Linked DNA regions of Homo sapiens: region 2 is linked to region 1. The links are chromatin loops, found by intact Hi-C in ENCODE. Cell type or tissue: PC-3. All regions are shown on one strand.

Region 1 (8,000 bases):
TTTCGCCATGTTGGCCAGGCTGGTCTTGAACTCCTGATCTCAGATCATCCACCTGCCTCAGCTTCCCCAAGTGCTGGGATTACAGGCATGAGCCAGCCACCACACCTGGCCTTCCCCTTACTTTGTAAGAAGATCACCTGATTTGGTTATGAAAGCAATCATCAATACAAGCCAGGCAATTCTCATAAATGAAGACATTTTTACAGATCCCAAATTAAACTCAAAGTAATCAGATATCCTGAAAACAAAGATCGACTTCCTCAGTACATTTTGTGATTTCTCGATCTTGGCCTGAAATGGATGTGCCAGCATTCTGTGAAAGAAAGGGACTACTTCTGTAGCATTTCTTAGCTAAATGAAACTTTTGCACCGGAAGTTTTCTGAGGAAGTCCAATATTGTACTACATGACCAATCCATAAAAGTCGAACTTTCACACATCCCCAGCCCCCAGTCAGTTCTTCTAAATTGCCTCTCAGGTTTGGAACTCTTACAAATCAATCCTTCCTCCTGGTGCCTGAGGACACATGGCTACCCTTTCTCTCCTCCTGTCTATTGTAACAACAAACTCTTCTATATAATGAGTAATCATGAGTTTGCTGACTGAACATTAAGTGCTTTTGCGGTTTTGGGGTCTTGTTAAGTTCTCATTTTCCAGGAACTGCATGAATGGGGGGGTAAATTGCACAATTCAGTAGTATATAACTTCTACACTAGTTTTTCCTTAGTCACTTTTCCTGAGATTTATGTATTACCATAGCACGTGACCTTCCACTACTGTACAACCACAAAAGGGTTTTTTTCAGTGGCTTGGCCTTGCTGATAGTGATAGAGCATCAACATGTTCCATCTCTCAGCCTTAACTCAGGTCCCAGGTACACTACTGGGACAGAACCCACAGTGACTCATTACCTATTTAAGTTCTTCCCATCACAAATGATAATAAAGAGAGCCACTATTTAATGATCTCCCATTCATAGTTTTTCACAGGGATGAATGAAAATAGCCTATACTGGACATGGCGGCATGCGCCTGTAATCCTAGCTACTCAGAAGGCTGAGGCAGGAGGGTCGCTTGAGCCCAGGAGTTCAAGTCCAACTTGAGCAACATAGTGAGACCCCACCTCTAAAAAAAAGAAAGCAGCCTAATATGCGCCTTTCCTGTGCTAGATAGTTGTGAGTCCTCCGAAATTCTTGAGAATTTGCTTAGAGTGAGAAATCAATTATGTCTGACTTGAATAAGAGTGCCCACCTCTTTCCGGTGTGTAGGTCCTTCTGGTCTCCCTCCAGTATGTCAGTTATGGGCAGAGGAATAATGTATCATAAGTTATTGTAGACATGGCTAAAATTCCTAAAGAGAATTTCTGAAAAGTTCAAAGGCTCCTAAGAATCACAGAATAACAGAGGTGAAAGGGATCTCAAAAGAGCACTTAAGACAACCTCCTCATTAGATAGGAGAGAGAAACGCCTGAGATGGGGAGCTACAAGACTTGTTGATTCCATGACTTTATGATTTCATGAGAATGAGATTCCATCCCTGCTAGAGATCTAAAAAGACCGACGAGTCCCTATTATTCCAAATGAGGTGTCAACTGAAAATCCACTTACCTGCCACATCCAGCAGTTTCAGTTTTTCCTTCCTCAGCCCCAAATCTCCTACTCTGCAATGTCGCACAACACCAATCCCTTGAACCTTCTTGAAAGTTTTCATAGGTTTTTGTGACTGTATCACTCATTCTCTCCCCCTGCCTCCTCTGCTGTTCTCATATTCTCTTAGTGATTCTTCTTTTTGTCAAAGTTATCCTCTTGTTTTCTGCTGTACTCATGTCTTTGGAAATACTATCCAATCTCATGATTTTAATCATCACCTATGTTTGGATAAATGCCAAATCTCCCTCTTCCTCCATCAATCTCCTTCTCCCTCTCTCTCTCCTTTTATCTCCCCCTCTGCCCTTCTCTTCCCTCTCCGTCTCTTAGTGCAAATGGCTTGCTTAAGTCTCACCTTTTCTTTATAACCATCTTTAGCAGAGTTCAGCTACCCTCATCCATGCTGTTCTTGGGCTTCAGAGGGCCCTCTTCTACTAGGTCTAGATGGAACTTGTCTACTGGACTCTGGATCCATCTCCATAAATGTTGGTTAACTTAAGCTCAGTAGCTACCAGCAATTATAGCTCAGAACTGTCACAGTTGTAACAGACTCTTGCTCTAACTTTGAGTTTAGCATGTTTTGGAGTGTCACTGAACATACGTCTCCATCAGGGTTGAATTTCTGGGGCTTTCTAGCAGTCCTTTATATAAAGTCAACCGAAAAAATTCTTACCAAGAATCATGAGAACCAAGATTTGCTGGCATTCTGCTTTCTTCCCTGATGTCTTGAAATTTCCAGACTATAATTCACCTGCTTAGAATTACCCAGGTTTCAGAAATCACAAGGACATAGCAGGTTTAAGATAGTCTTTGAGAGGAAATGAAACATTTTTAAAAACAATTAAAAGGAAAACCACAGATTTTTGCTAATAATCATGTTGCCTGGGCCATATTATATAAGTGGCACGTTACATCTTCCCAGAAGAAGAGAAGTTAGGTCATTTAAAACTAAGAGTCCAAGAATTTGAGACCAGCCTGAGAAAAATAATGAGACTACATATCTACAAAAAATAAAATAAAATGAAACTATTATATTGTTACCCAACCATAAATCCGTATAAAACCAGGAGTAACACTAGAAACAGAGGCCGGTAGTTTTTCCTAGTGACTCTTTTGAGAAACTAAGTACCTTGTGATTCCATTTAAAAAAAAAATGTGCTGACAATTTACACTCAGAATTAGACACTTCATATGAAGAATGATTAACAAAAATGACTGGAAAAGGACCTACAGATATACATGGACTGCCCAAAGCATTTCACTATCATTAATGATAATGCACAGACCACATGAATTCACAGCCAAGTTTTCCATTTCTTTGGAATTTGAGTCATATCTATAAGAAATTTAATTTAGAGTACGGGGGGTAACTTCTGCATTTAAGAAAGGTTTATGGGATCTTTAATGTCTAGATACAGCTTCACTTCTAAGCCTTCAGCCAGAAGGCTGCTACCAGGCAATGAGCTGCACAGTATTCAATTTATCTACTTTGGAAGGAAGACTCAGGACTGTTTGGATTTGAATGTGTGGCTCCAGTTAGTCTAGCTTCGTACTGCTGACAGGGAGACCACTAAGCCATCTCCTTCCAGCCAGATGGGTTTCCATTTAAAGTATGCAAAGCCAGGGGCATGTGAAGCAGGGAGTAACACGATCTCAGTAATGATTGTTTAGTGTGCAGTTAATCAGGTAGTCCAAATCCAAAGTCAGACATCAGCACATACTGCCCTTCTCATATCACCTACTCCAAGAAGGGCTAATAGTGGGCATATTGTTAAAAAGTCATGTGAATGATAAGACCCATCAATTCATGCAGCCAAACAATAGCTTCTGAACACTTACTGCATGCCAGGCACTGGTTGGGCATTAGGGATACAAAGTGAAAAGATACATACAGCCCCTGCCTGCAAGAGGCCTACAGACCAGTAGAGAGACAGGCAGTTGCAACAGAGCAAGTGATAAGTGCCAGGACAGAGAAATGACAGCTTCTCCTGGAGCACAGACCTGAGAATGAAGGAAGGCTTCCAGAAAAGGAGGAGTCTACACTGAGACATGAAGGATAAGTAGGACATAGGACAGGAACAGTCATGAAGACCTTAACAAATGCCCTTATAGGATCGACTAACCTAAGGGTTAGCACCTGGATGCCTTTTCTTACTAACCCCACCTCTACCTGATTTTCACTCCTACTCCAAGTATCTTCCCTAAGCTCAAATATGCAGCTTATTCTCTATTTATTTTCATTTGTTATGCATACTTTGGTTTTACATGAATATAGCTCACCAAATACAAAAAATAACTTACATTTGCATAGCACTTTCAAGTATTTTACCATAGTGAATCTTCAAAACAATTCTATGAAGTCAACAGACCAAATACTTTGATTGGCTCCCATTTATAGAAAAGGAGATTAAGGATAAGAATCACAACTTTTGATTGCCCAGTTCAGGACTTTCCCCTATGGTAGGACCTATCACACTATTTTATAAATGTTTTACCTCCCACATGAGACTGTAATCCCCTTAAGATCAAACACTGCCTTTAATATGGTTTTATCCCCAATACCTAGTGGGTGCTCAACCAATATTTACTGAACTACTAATTTACCTTCTCTATGAAGCTGGATCTGATCCATCCTGCACCTTACTCCAAAAAGGTCAGAAGAAATAGCTTTATGTCTTGGTGATAAAAGCACAGGTTTTAGAGTCTCACCACATTACATTCATATTTTAGCTCTACCACCTATTGGTTGTATGCCTTAGGGCAGGTTATTACCCTCTCTGAGTCTTGGCTATCTACAAAATGATGATGATAAAATCTACTTTATAGAAAGACTATGAGGATAATATTTGGTCTATGCTAGTTCCCCTCTGATGGTTGTTCACAACCTGTTAGTTGTCTTTATTTGACTATTTATTCTTGTTGTTTAGTGTCTATATACCCCAATTAGATGGTAAACTCCAGGAAACAGTGTTTGTGTTAGTCACCTTCATATTTCTAGAAGCAGGTTCAAAGCTTTACAAATATTAGGCATTCAACAAATGTCTGGAGACATAAAATGAACTAAGCTATATCTTTACCTAGTGTGTCATTCAGAAGTCAGCACTTACTTGGTGTTCAATAAATACTGCTGACTGACAGATTGTGCAATTTAGTCCAAATAAAGGATGTGGAATTGCAGGCAGGCTTGGCCTCTGTCATTCTAGATGTTTTGCTGAGAAGGAATATTCCAGGGCCTCTCACCCACCTAACTGCCAGCACTTGGTATTTGCAGAGTAGCTTGTTAAGGAGGTACATACACATATGAACTCAAGTTTCACAATCTGCTTGCATAACAGGCAAGCTAAGGGAGGTAGAAAGAGAGAGCTCAACTGGACTTAGAATTTTCTCAGCCCCAAGTTTCTTAGATTCTGCATTTAAAAAAATTTTTTGCCTTCTAGTTACTTTAGGCTTTCTTTGGAGTTGAAGGAACTTAAGGAGCCCTCACACTACTCTTCCTTGAATGGATTCCAGAGCTATTAACAGCACTACACAGCAGCCTCACTAAGAGCCTCACCTTCATCAGTAGTTCTCGGCTGGTCAAATGGTTATTATGGTCTGAGAAGATATCTGAAAGTTCTTCAAACATCAGCATTCGGTCCCTATGAAAAGGGATTAAGAAAATATTAACAATGAAGAGTTAGGAATAACCCGACACTTTTGGCCCAGCTGTCCTCAGGACTCATGTCTAAGGAGGGACTGTGCTGATCTCAGGGTTGGTGGGTACTGTAAGCACAGATAAGGCCCATGATTTTTTTTTATGCGGGATGGCTTTTTATTTCTTTTAAGGTGGACTTGGCCACCCCTGTGGAGAGAGGTATATTTCCCTAGCCATGCATATTATAATCATAAAAAAGGATTATTCAATTGGGGCATCAAGTTGTTCAATTAGGACATGTTCTTCTCAGTGAGTTAAACAAAAAAAAAAAAAAAAAAAAAAAAAAACTGTTACACACACAGAGCCCACAGATCTGAGAGGTCATCTTGGCCAGGCCCCTAAGTTTAGAGATGACGATGCCAGAACCAGGGATTTTCCCAAATTTCCACGAATAACTGCTGAGGGTTGTAGGTATGGAAGCCAAATTTTCTGGCTCACAGGCCACTATTTCTACTCCCAGAGTCAGAGAATGGTGGAACCGGATGGGCTCTGCAACCAGGGGTGGTGAGTTCCAATTGCATCTCTCCACTCACTTTCTGAATGATCCTGGACAAGCTGCTTAACTTTCCTGAGCTTCAATGTTCTCACCTCTACAAGGGAAATATGACAGTGCTTTTATGGGACTGCTGGGACAGTGAGTGAAACCACATATGCAAAGCATCTGCTCTGCCCCTCTCCCTTTCCAGGACACTACATCTCTGTGAGCCTCATGGTTTTCTCTACACACCCTCCAGGGTTAATGAGTGCATGATTCTGAAGACAAAGAATTAATAGGGGCAATATCACTATATATGCAACATTTTCATTATTATGAAAAAAACCATTATTAAGAGCCTGTTTTATAGTGAGTGTAATATTACTCTAAATAATAAAGAAAACCATTAAGCTATTCATATTTGGAGAAAATAATTTCAAAATTAATTATATGTGGCCCTAAATGAAGAGAAATAAATAGGTATTCCCTTTGTCTACTTAAAGCGACAAATGTCAAGGATTATAGGGAAAGTGATAACCAAATAAGATATCTTTTTTCTTACAATAACAGCTTTATTGAGATATAATCCACATATCATTGAAGTATACAGTCCAATGCTTTTTAGTATATTCACAGAGTTGTGCAGTCATCCCCATAATCAACTTTAGAATATTTTATCACCCCAAAAAGCAGCCCTCTACCCTTTAGCTATCACCCTGGGACCCTACCGTCCTCCCAGTCCCAGCCCTAGGTAACCACTGATCTACATTCCGTGTCCATAGATTTGCTGATTCTGGACATTTCATATACAAGTCCAAGTATATGATACGTAGCTGTTGTGGCTGGCTTTTTAAATTTAGCATGTTTTCAAGGTTCCTTCATGTTACACCATGTATCAGTACTACACTCCTTTTATGCCTGCAAAATATTCCACTGTATAGATGTACCATGTCCAAATAAGTTATCTTAATCCTGTTCCTTGAATTTAGCAATGGAGAACATGTAAAGCTGATATAGAAGTGTGTTCTCTAAGGAACTGTGACACTTCTGTAGTGTCCTTGCTAAAACACATACAAACCAACTAAGAAACAAACCAGAAACATATGTTACACAGAATGCAGCTTAGAGGGTTTTTCCTTTGTCTTTAGAAAATAGTTTTAAAAGCCAGCTAGAATAAATCTTTTCATATGGCAGCCAAGGAGACTAAGATACAAGTCCATTAATTTTTTTTGCTCATGTTTTAGTCTCAAACTTGCTGTGGAAGAAATCTTAGGCTGGTTACGTGACTTTCCTTAGTGTTCTTTTTTCAACCATCAAAGAAAGGATTACCTTTCGTGGCAATCAGACAAGGTTGCAATCAATTGAGTAAGGCTACATTTTAACACTTGACTGTCCCTTTGTTTTTGATACTATACTACAGTTGAGTGGAGAGTGGTGGTAAGGGAAAGAAGAGGTGAAGTGGAGGTGTGAAGGGTGGGGACACTGCATGCTTCTGATTTTCCCATCGCATTTCACCAGGGCCTATCAAGTAATGATTTTATATGACCCCATCGTTCTTAAGGAGAAATGTGCAGAGGAAAATCAACCAACTAATCTCTCTTTAATACACACAATCACCTTGATTATTCAAAATAGAGAAGAAAGAACCTAAAAAAAGAATAATAATCAAGAAAATTGCATTGGTCTTTGAAAAGCCTGCTAGTTCTTCTACTGATAAATATTGATGTCATAAACAAAGCACGAGCTTTGGAGTGCAAGTAGCTGTGGCTTCTACAGCTCTGTAACATGAGGCATTATAAACATCCACTTTATTTTTTTCTTTTTACCCATCAAAGAATCACCTAATAAATAATTTGGCTTACACCAAGTAGACTATCCCCTGAACGAGAATATGAGCTTATCAGCAAGCTTGAGGATTCTGGCACTCATTTTTCAGCATAAATTTATGAAACTCTGGTTTACCAGCTTGGGGCTCTTGCAAATTCAAACAATGCCAGTCTCTTAGGGCTTGATCAACTCTGAGTAAACTTATGAAACTGAGGACCCAGACCTTCCATTCTGCCCCACTAAGGCAGCCTGGCTGGGAAGCCAGCTGGCATCCCTCTCCTCCTAACTGAAACTGACTATACCACATGTGGTATAGACCATACAGAATTTATAGATTCTTCCCTGATATAGCCTAACTTC
Region 2 (8,000 bases), 71 kb after region 1:
ATTAGACAGTGGTGTTAAGGAGGAAGTAAAGCTGAAATGGAGGATAGGGAGTTGCAGGGTTAGGGGGAGTTGAGATTTGTTTATTTAAAAAATAGAGACAGGGCCATCTTGGCTAACATGCTGAAAGTCCGTCTCTACTAAAAATACAAAAACTTAGCTGGGTGTGGTGGTGGGCGCCTGTAGTCCCAGCTACTCAGGAGGCTGAGGCAGGAGAATGGCATGAACCAGGGAGGCGGAGCTTGCGGTGAGCCAAGATCGCACCACTGCACTCCAGCCTGGGCAACAGAGTGAGACTCCGTCTCAAAAAAAAAAAGAGAGAGACAGAGATGGGGAGAGTTGCGATTGATTGATTGATTGATTGATTGATTTTAAAAATAGAAACAGGGTCTCAGTATTTTGCCCAGGCTGGTCTCATACTCCTGGGCTCAAGCAATCCTCCCACCTCAGCCTCCCAAAGTGCTAGGATTACAGGTGTGGGCCTCTGCGTCTGGCCTTCATGGTTGCAATTTATATGAGTGATTAGACAAGGCCTTACCAAGAAGGTGACATTTGAACATAGGCTTCCACTGGGATTGTCAGTTTTTGTTGCTATGAGTGTGTCTGCTTCTAAAAGCCCCACTTTCTTCAGATTTGCTACTTCTACTCAACTGGAACAAGGAACTTCATTATGACTTTATATAAACAACCAACTTTGTTATGCATTCAGAATTGATATGATATGCATTAAGAATGATAACCTCCTGGCCTTTCCTATGGGATGAGAGCTATTTGGGTTACTCAGAGAAGCTTTTCATTAATGTTCAGTTTTAAAATATGCTTTGGAAAGCTGAAATGACCAAAAGTGACAGGATGTTACTTGTTTTTAGAGTACACAGTCTTATGTATTTAAAACTTTGGCCTCCCCTAAAGTCTGTGCCAATGAATTAGCCTGTTACTGCTGCTACCTCCCTAGCTATGCTTTTCTGACTCCTAGGCTAACCGGTCTCTACCTTTTGGTCCCCTGAACATGACATTACTCACACTTGGCCTGCAATACTCTTTTATTTTCCATTTTCTCTATATCATTCATTCTTACTGCTTAAAGTATCACTGATGTGTAAATGATACCCAAATGTACTCCTCTAATCCCAAATCTCTTCTAATCCAGAAACCCTTCCAGCATGATATGTCTAAAATTCAAATAACTATATCACTACCCTCCCACCAGCACCACAAAGAAGTTCTTCACAGAATCCCTGTTTCTACTAATGATACCACTGTTCTCTTTGTTCAAATACACCAAAAGTCTTGGAATTATCTTTGACTCCTCCCTCTCAGTATATAAGCACTCACCAATAGCTATCAATGCTTTCTTCTAGGTTTTTATCTACTCTACTGATAGGAGGAAATAAAAATAACTATTAGTCCAGACATAATTATGCTCAGTTATGAAAAATGGTTGCTGCAGGATATATAGAAACCTTGGCGGAGGGTGATTACATTTCTTGTACAGGTGTCAGACATGTATCCCAAACATTAGGAAAGCATTATTATATAAACCTTCTTTAACAGGCAAGAGGCTTCAAGAAAGGTGAGACAAATATTTAAAATATGCAATGAAAGAAAGCACCTAAAGAGATCAAGGTGGTTGTACATGTTTTCCAAATTATAAAAGATAGAAAGCAGGTCCCATAATTAAAGCTATACATATACTTAGGATAACACATATTTATAAAACACAGTAACATGAAAGTGAATAGTATAATGAACTGAGCCTTGTCAAAATTGTTAAGGTCAAGTAAAAGGACTTTTTTCAGCTATTCTAGGAGCAAAAATAGGAAGGCAGTGGTTGCTGATAGGTGGGGTAATGTTAACTGATAACAAAGAAAAAGCAGAACTACTTCACTCCTCTTTTGCTTCTATCCTCCCTATCAAGGAAAATGATCTTCAAACTGGAAAGGGTAGGACCAGCATGGTGAAGAGGAAACTAAAGCCCAAGATAGAGAAGGTGATAGTAAGAAAGCACTTAGCCCTTCAAGTGATTTCATGTCTCCAGGGCCGGATAAATAACCTGGAAGGACACTAAAAGGAGAAGCAGATGTGATGAGCGGAATCTTCACAGAAATTAGAATCACAGTGGTGTCTAAAGGGTGTACAAGAAGGTATACCAATTTTTAGGCAGCAATTAAGGTAGACTGAAAACAACGGATGGGTAGTTCTGCCAACAAATGTTCCCAAAATCCCAGATTTGGTTTGTAAGCAACGATCACTAGGAACTAACATAAAATCACCGAGAAAAATAAAATCAGCCAGGTATAGTGGCTCATGCCCATAATCCCAACACCTTGAGAGGCCAAAGCAGGAGGATCACTTAAGCCCAGGAGTTCGAGATGAGCCTGGGTAACATAGCAAGGCCCATCTCTAAAAAAAAATTAAAAGAATTAGCCATGGGGGATTGCATAGGCCTGTAGTCCTAGCCATCCAGGAGGCTGAGACAGGAGGATCTCTTGAGCCCAGAAGTTTGAGGCTGCAGTAAGCTATGACCATACTGCACTCCAGCTTGTGTGACAGAGCAAGACCCTGTCTCTAAATTAAAAGAAAAAAAATCATATCAAACTAACTTTCCATCCTTCTCTGATTCTATACAGGTAACATGGAATGCTACAGACATGATATTCATTGACTTCAAATAACTATCCCACCAACTCTCTCCTGAGATCTCTATAGCTACAGTGGAACTCCGTAAGTTGAATAATTGTAGAGTTGCCTAGATATGTATCCAAATCAGATGTCACGGAATACTGAATGGTGAAAAAAATGTTAACTGGCGAGTATTGCTGGGAGTGGGGAATGTCTCCAGCAATATATCACAGAGCTTTATGTTTAGCCATGTTGAATAAATCATTTTAACAAATAAAGTAGATAATTATACAGAACCTTATTAAACTACACTGAAAGTTATAGCTAATACATTGGTTTACTGAATCAAAATTTTAGATGATTAGCTAAGACTAATAAAATTAAAAATAAATATTTTCTATATTTAATTTTTTAAATGAAACTTGCAAGCACAGGTTTAATGAAACTTAGTTTAATAATAACTCATATTTTTGAAGAAAAGACAAAAGAATATTTCTGGCTATAAGTCTTGGGGGCAATATATTTATAGAGGCCTAATTTAAGTTCCATACAATAACACAGTTAATATTAGCTGGAACTGTATGAAGCTGCCAATATTTAACCATTTTTAACTTATAAAACTGGTGATTTCATACAGTTCATTCTAAGAAGATTATGTGTGGTGTTAAAAAAAAGAAGTACAAAGTGCTTTGGCTTGAGAGAAGAATCACTTACTACCTTTTGAGAAACCAGAGAGGACTCACAGAAGTAACATTTGAGCTAGAATTTGAGTGATGTCTGGCGATTTAAAGATGTCTGGCATTAAGGAAAGGAGGACATTTTAGACCCTGGCAACAGCAAGAGAAAAGACCCTAAAACAGGAAAATAGCCCAGTTAGCTGAAGTGTGGAGTTGCAAAAGTGAGACATAGGAAATCACCCCAGAAAGGGAGATTGGAACTTGACTTTGAAGCCCTCAAATCTACTATGATAAGTGCTCTAAAATCCTATGATTTTCCTACAAAGGCCAACATTTGGCACATAGTAAGTGCTCAAATTTGAGTGAGTGAGTAAACAAACAAATTGTTTGCAATAAGTATAAAACAAGAGGTCAACATAAACATAACTCCTGACTGCCATGTCATTCCGTCACTGGAGTCATAGTACTTTTCGTCTACAAAGGACCTTGACGATCTTTTAGTCTAACTCCCTCAAACATTTTGGGTGGCTACCAACAGGACTGGAAATACTCAAGCAAAGTAGAGGCAAAAGGCCGCCTGTTCCTCTGCCAATTCCTAGGGTAATCTAATTCACCAGGGCAAAATCTCCAAAGGAGATTTTGGTTCAATAACTCCTAAATATTGTACTTTTGGATTCCTTCCTGAAAATGAATGCTATCTAAGTCTACAAGTTTCAGAAAAAAAATGTTTGGTGGCTTTTGTGGGCAATTGTTTTTAAAAAGTCAAACATGTCTAAGGTATAATTTTTAAAGAATCTGGCTCCAGGAGAAAAAGCTGAAGCATTAGTCACATGGTTTACATTTCTTCCTCTTGCCTGCCAGATATTTTTTTTTTAATTAAGAAAAGAAAAATGGGTCAGCCCAAAAGAATTTTTACAACTGTCAGAATAAATACAAGGCCCATGTAACCCCATAAACTTCATTTTTGGAGCCTTTTCTCCCTTCTCTCTGTGGCTTACAGTGTCATTTATTTAGAACCCAGCCAAAAGTACAGCTCTGGTGACCACCCCTACATCTTTTGTACTGTAAGGACATGTTTTCTGTCAGGCAGGAAGAAGACAGACATGCTTCTAGATTAGAATACAGTCTCTTCTGATTTCAACAGGATATGATGCAGGGAGGACCTGAGGGTCACAAGGAACCCTGTCCAATTCATCTTGGCTCTAAGGTCATTAGGAAATCATCCTGCTTCTTAGAAAGTATCACCACTCATGAGACCATTTTGAAAAAGTCTCCGAGAAGCAAGTAACCAGACAAAAGTCATTCTTGGACTCCAGGGACACTTTAGGGTTGAGCACACAGGTCCAGCTTTCAGTAAGCTATCCTTAGTTCACCCTTCACTCTGGAAGTCTCCTGAGTGGCCACTGCTTTTAGGATGAGCACTAATGTTCAGGTTTACTTTCCTGCAGGGTCTGGTCTAGTTGAAGAGTCCCAGAATAGCTTTTACCAACCAGACCTAAAATCTATAAAGTGTTCCTGGTACCAACCTGCCCTCTTACAGAGCAGACCAGGCCTCCTGGTAATGCTTCAGATTAAGTCAGGCCACCCCAGATTACTAATCTTCAAACTTTTTAGCCATGATTCATAGTAAAAAGAAAAAATACATTTTACATGGGATCCAGTCCACACATGCATACTTTAAACAAAAAGTTTTACAATAATGACATTCTAATATTTTCTATTCCATTCTGTTCTGATTTTAAAATATTGATTTTTAGCCCACCTAACTGACTTCAGAACCCACAAATAAACCACAAGCTGCATTTTGAAAAGTAAGGCCTGAGAGCAACATTGTCTAGTAGAAATATAATGCTAGCCATAGGCAATTTAAAATTTTTTAGTTGCCAAATTAAAAACATTGAAAAGAAACAGGTACAAGTATTATTATTATTATTATTATTATTTTAGACGGAGTTTCGCTCTTGTCGCCCAGGCTGGACTGCAGTGGCGCAATCTCAGCTCACTGCAACCTCTGCCTCTTGGGTACAAGCAATTCTCATGCCTCAGCCTCCCGAGTAGCTGGGATTACAGGCGCCCACCACCACGCCCAGCTAATTTTTGTAGTTTTAGTAGAGACGGGGTTTCACCATGTTGGCCAGGCTGGTCTCAAACTCCTGACTTCAGGTGATCCACCAGCCTCAGCCTGGTGTATGTAATCCCAAAGTGCTGGGATTACAGGCATGAGCCACCGCGCCCAGCCATAAAATTAATTTTAACGATACATTTTATTTAACCCATTTTACCCACAGTATTACCATTTTAACATGTGATCACTATAGGAAATTACTGAGATATTTTACATTATTTTTTCAAACTCTGGTGCGGATTTTACAGGTACAGAACATTTCAATTAGGACTGGCTATATTTCAAGTGCTCAATAGGCACATATGGCTAGTTGTTACCATATTGAACAGCACAGGCCTAGAGAGTTCTGGACCCACATCCTCCAGAGCAAGAGAGTGGCAATGATGTCTAGAAGCAGAAGGAAAGAGCACCATCCACTCCAGCTGAATTCCACTGCACGTTTGTCACATGCCCTCATCTCATATGGTGCTATCAGGGTCCTCATGCAAGCCCCACACCCCTGATACAGGATGGGAGATTTCGTGGGGGTAAAAAACAGAAATGAGGCTCATTAACCAATAAATAAGCATTATCACCTTAAAACTCCTCAAACACCAAGTCCAAATACATTCTTTTGTCTGTGGCATCAGAAACATAACAAATATCACAAACGATTCAAATTAGAAAGTAACCTTTCTAATTTGTTCTGAAAAATATTTCCTGCCTATCACAAACGGAATAGATAGCATGATTGCAACTATGTTAAAATGTGTGCCTGTGAACAAAAATTGGAAGATAATAAGTAAAAGTGAAAAGAACTGTGTTATCATGGCAGAATTATAGATGATTTTCTTCTTCTTTAAATCAAAACGAAACAAAACAAAATGGGCTAGTCATGGTGGCTCACGCCTGTAATCCCAGCACTTTAGGGGCCCAAGGTGGGAGGATCGCTTGAGGCTAGGAGTTCAAGACAAGCTTGGGCAACATAGCGAGACCCCCCATCTCTACAAAAAATTTAAAAATTAGCCAGGCATGGTGGTGTGCACCTGCAGTCTCAGCCCCTCGGGAGGCTGAGGCAGGAGAACCCTTTGAGACCAGCAGTTCAAAGCTGCAGTGAACTATGATCACACCACTGTACTCCAGACTGGGCGACAGAACAAGACCCTGTCTCTTAAAAAAAAAAAAAAAAGTATAATGTTGCTTCAACACTCTTTTAAGAATGGCATTGCTTTAAAAAAAAGTCCATCCTTCTTTTCTAAAGCAAACATTTATGCCATTGAACACCGATGCAAAGAAAAAGGCAAGGAAGCATGCAGGAAGGTTCAGAAGCCATCAGAACACTTAATTTTAATGGAGCCAATTACATTTGGGACAATGTAAATGAAAGCACCTAAAAACAGAATTCTGAAATTCTAGAATTCTGAAAACCTCTTGCATAAACTTTACATTTTGCCTAAAGTGAAAATTTCAAACTTAAGAATGTAAAACCACAGAATAAAGAAAAGTGTCGGAGGGCCAGAGAGCAAGGGAATTGAGTTGTACTAATGAAAATGTAAAAGTATACCCAAAATATTATGTAATTTATGTCACTTATTAAGTCTCCTTTTGCCTGTGAGTTCCGGTAAGAAAGGTGCACCACACAAAGTACACTACAGGACAAGCCTGCAACATAAATCTCAGAGTAACAGGCCTCATCATTATGGGCATAACCTTCATTACTATGTTCATGGAGATGTGTCAGATCCCTTCATAAAAATGTGTTATGTAGGGCAAAGCCTTATTGGCTTGACAGTGGGTCAATGCAAGTTTGAAGCCAATTATAGGCCTCAGATACCAGATATAATAAGATACATGAAAATCCTAAGTAGAATAACTTCAGAATTCAAAGCAGAAACTGAGTTCCCAGAGGTCTATCCTTGACCCATGACTCAAACCTATATGTCACTAAGAAGTATATGGATTAACTCTAAATTCCAAGTCATCCCATCTATAAAGGTTACTGTCATACCTAGGCCACTTTTCATACAATCATGAAATGTGTAGGTCAAGTAATGATGACAAAGATGAGGCAAAAGCATCACTTTCTTTTTTTTATTGTTATCAGTAGTTGGAGTATAAAATATAAGCTAAATTTAGCTGCTTCAATGTTTTCCTTTTGCTTCAAAAAATGGAACTTACAATATTACCAAATACCAAAAAAAAGTCACTAAAGATACACGTTCTATAATAAAGATAAGGCCAAACAATTTATAAGATGCTCACTAAGTACTAACTATGTCTCAAACACTGTCCCAGGTTACGGGAATATGATGATTAATTAAATATGGCCCCCGCCCTTTCATGAAACACTGAAACGAATAGGGCAAAGAGAAACATTTTTTTTAATAGTGTGATAAGTGCTGTAATACAGCTTTTGGTAAAGTGCTAAGGAAACTCAGATAAAAGGATCCTTAATCCAGAAGAGAGGTTGGGAAAAGTAGAAGAGTAAAGATAACATTTGAGCTGCAACTTAAAGGGTTAAGTAGGATTCATCAGTCAACCAGTGAACAGAAAAGCAGGGCAGGTAAATGCAATGCCATAAGCAGTGACACAGTGATAAG

What was found. Hi-C counts contacts between places; a loop is a spot of excess contacts. Peaks named below come from ENCODE experiments on the same cell type or tissue, not always from the same donor. Only the 100,000 strongest peaks of a DNase experiment are listed, where the experiment ranks them.
Region 2: it touches region 1 in a loop (7-fold over the local background); 11 of 110 quality-filtered maps call a loop at or near these places.

What each region holds. Positions count from the first base shown.
Region 1 is chr1:183,889,359-183,897,358 of GRCh38, reverse strand. RGL1 (ral guanine nucleotide dissociation stimulator like 1) reads right to left here. Exons shown (of 18, transcript NM_001297671.3): 9 at 5,198-5,282. Among named protein-coding and RNA genes, the nearest start is that of RGL1, 88 kb to the right of the region's middle. In PC-3, no CTCF peak of the experiment used is centred here; DNase peaks (open chromatin) are centred at 658 and 4,768; H3K4me3 peaks cover 514 bases; H3K27ac peaks cover 3,531 bases.
Region 2 is chr1:183,818,374-183,826,373 of GRCh38, reverse strand. The region is part of intron 2 of RGL1 (ral guanine nucleotide dissociation stimulator like 1); the gene reads right to left. Among named protein-coding and RNA genes, the nearest start is that of RGL1, 17 kb to the right of the region's middle. In PC-3, no CTCF peak of the experiment used is centred here; no DNase peak of the experiment used is centred here; H3K27ac peaks cover 1,528 bases.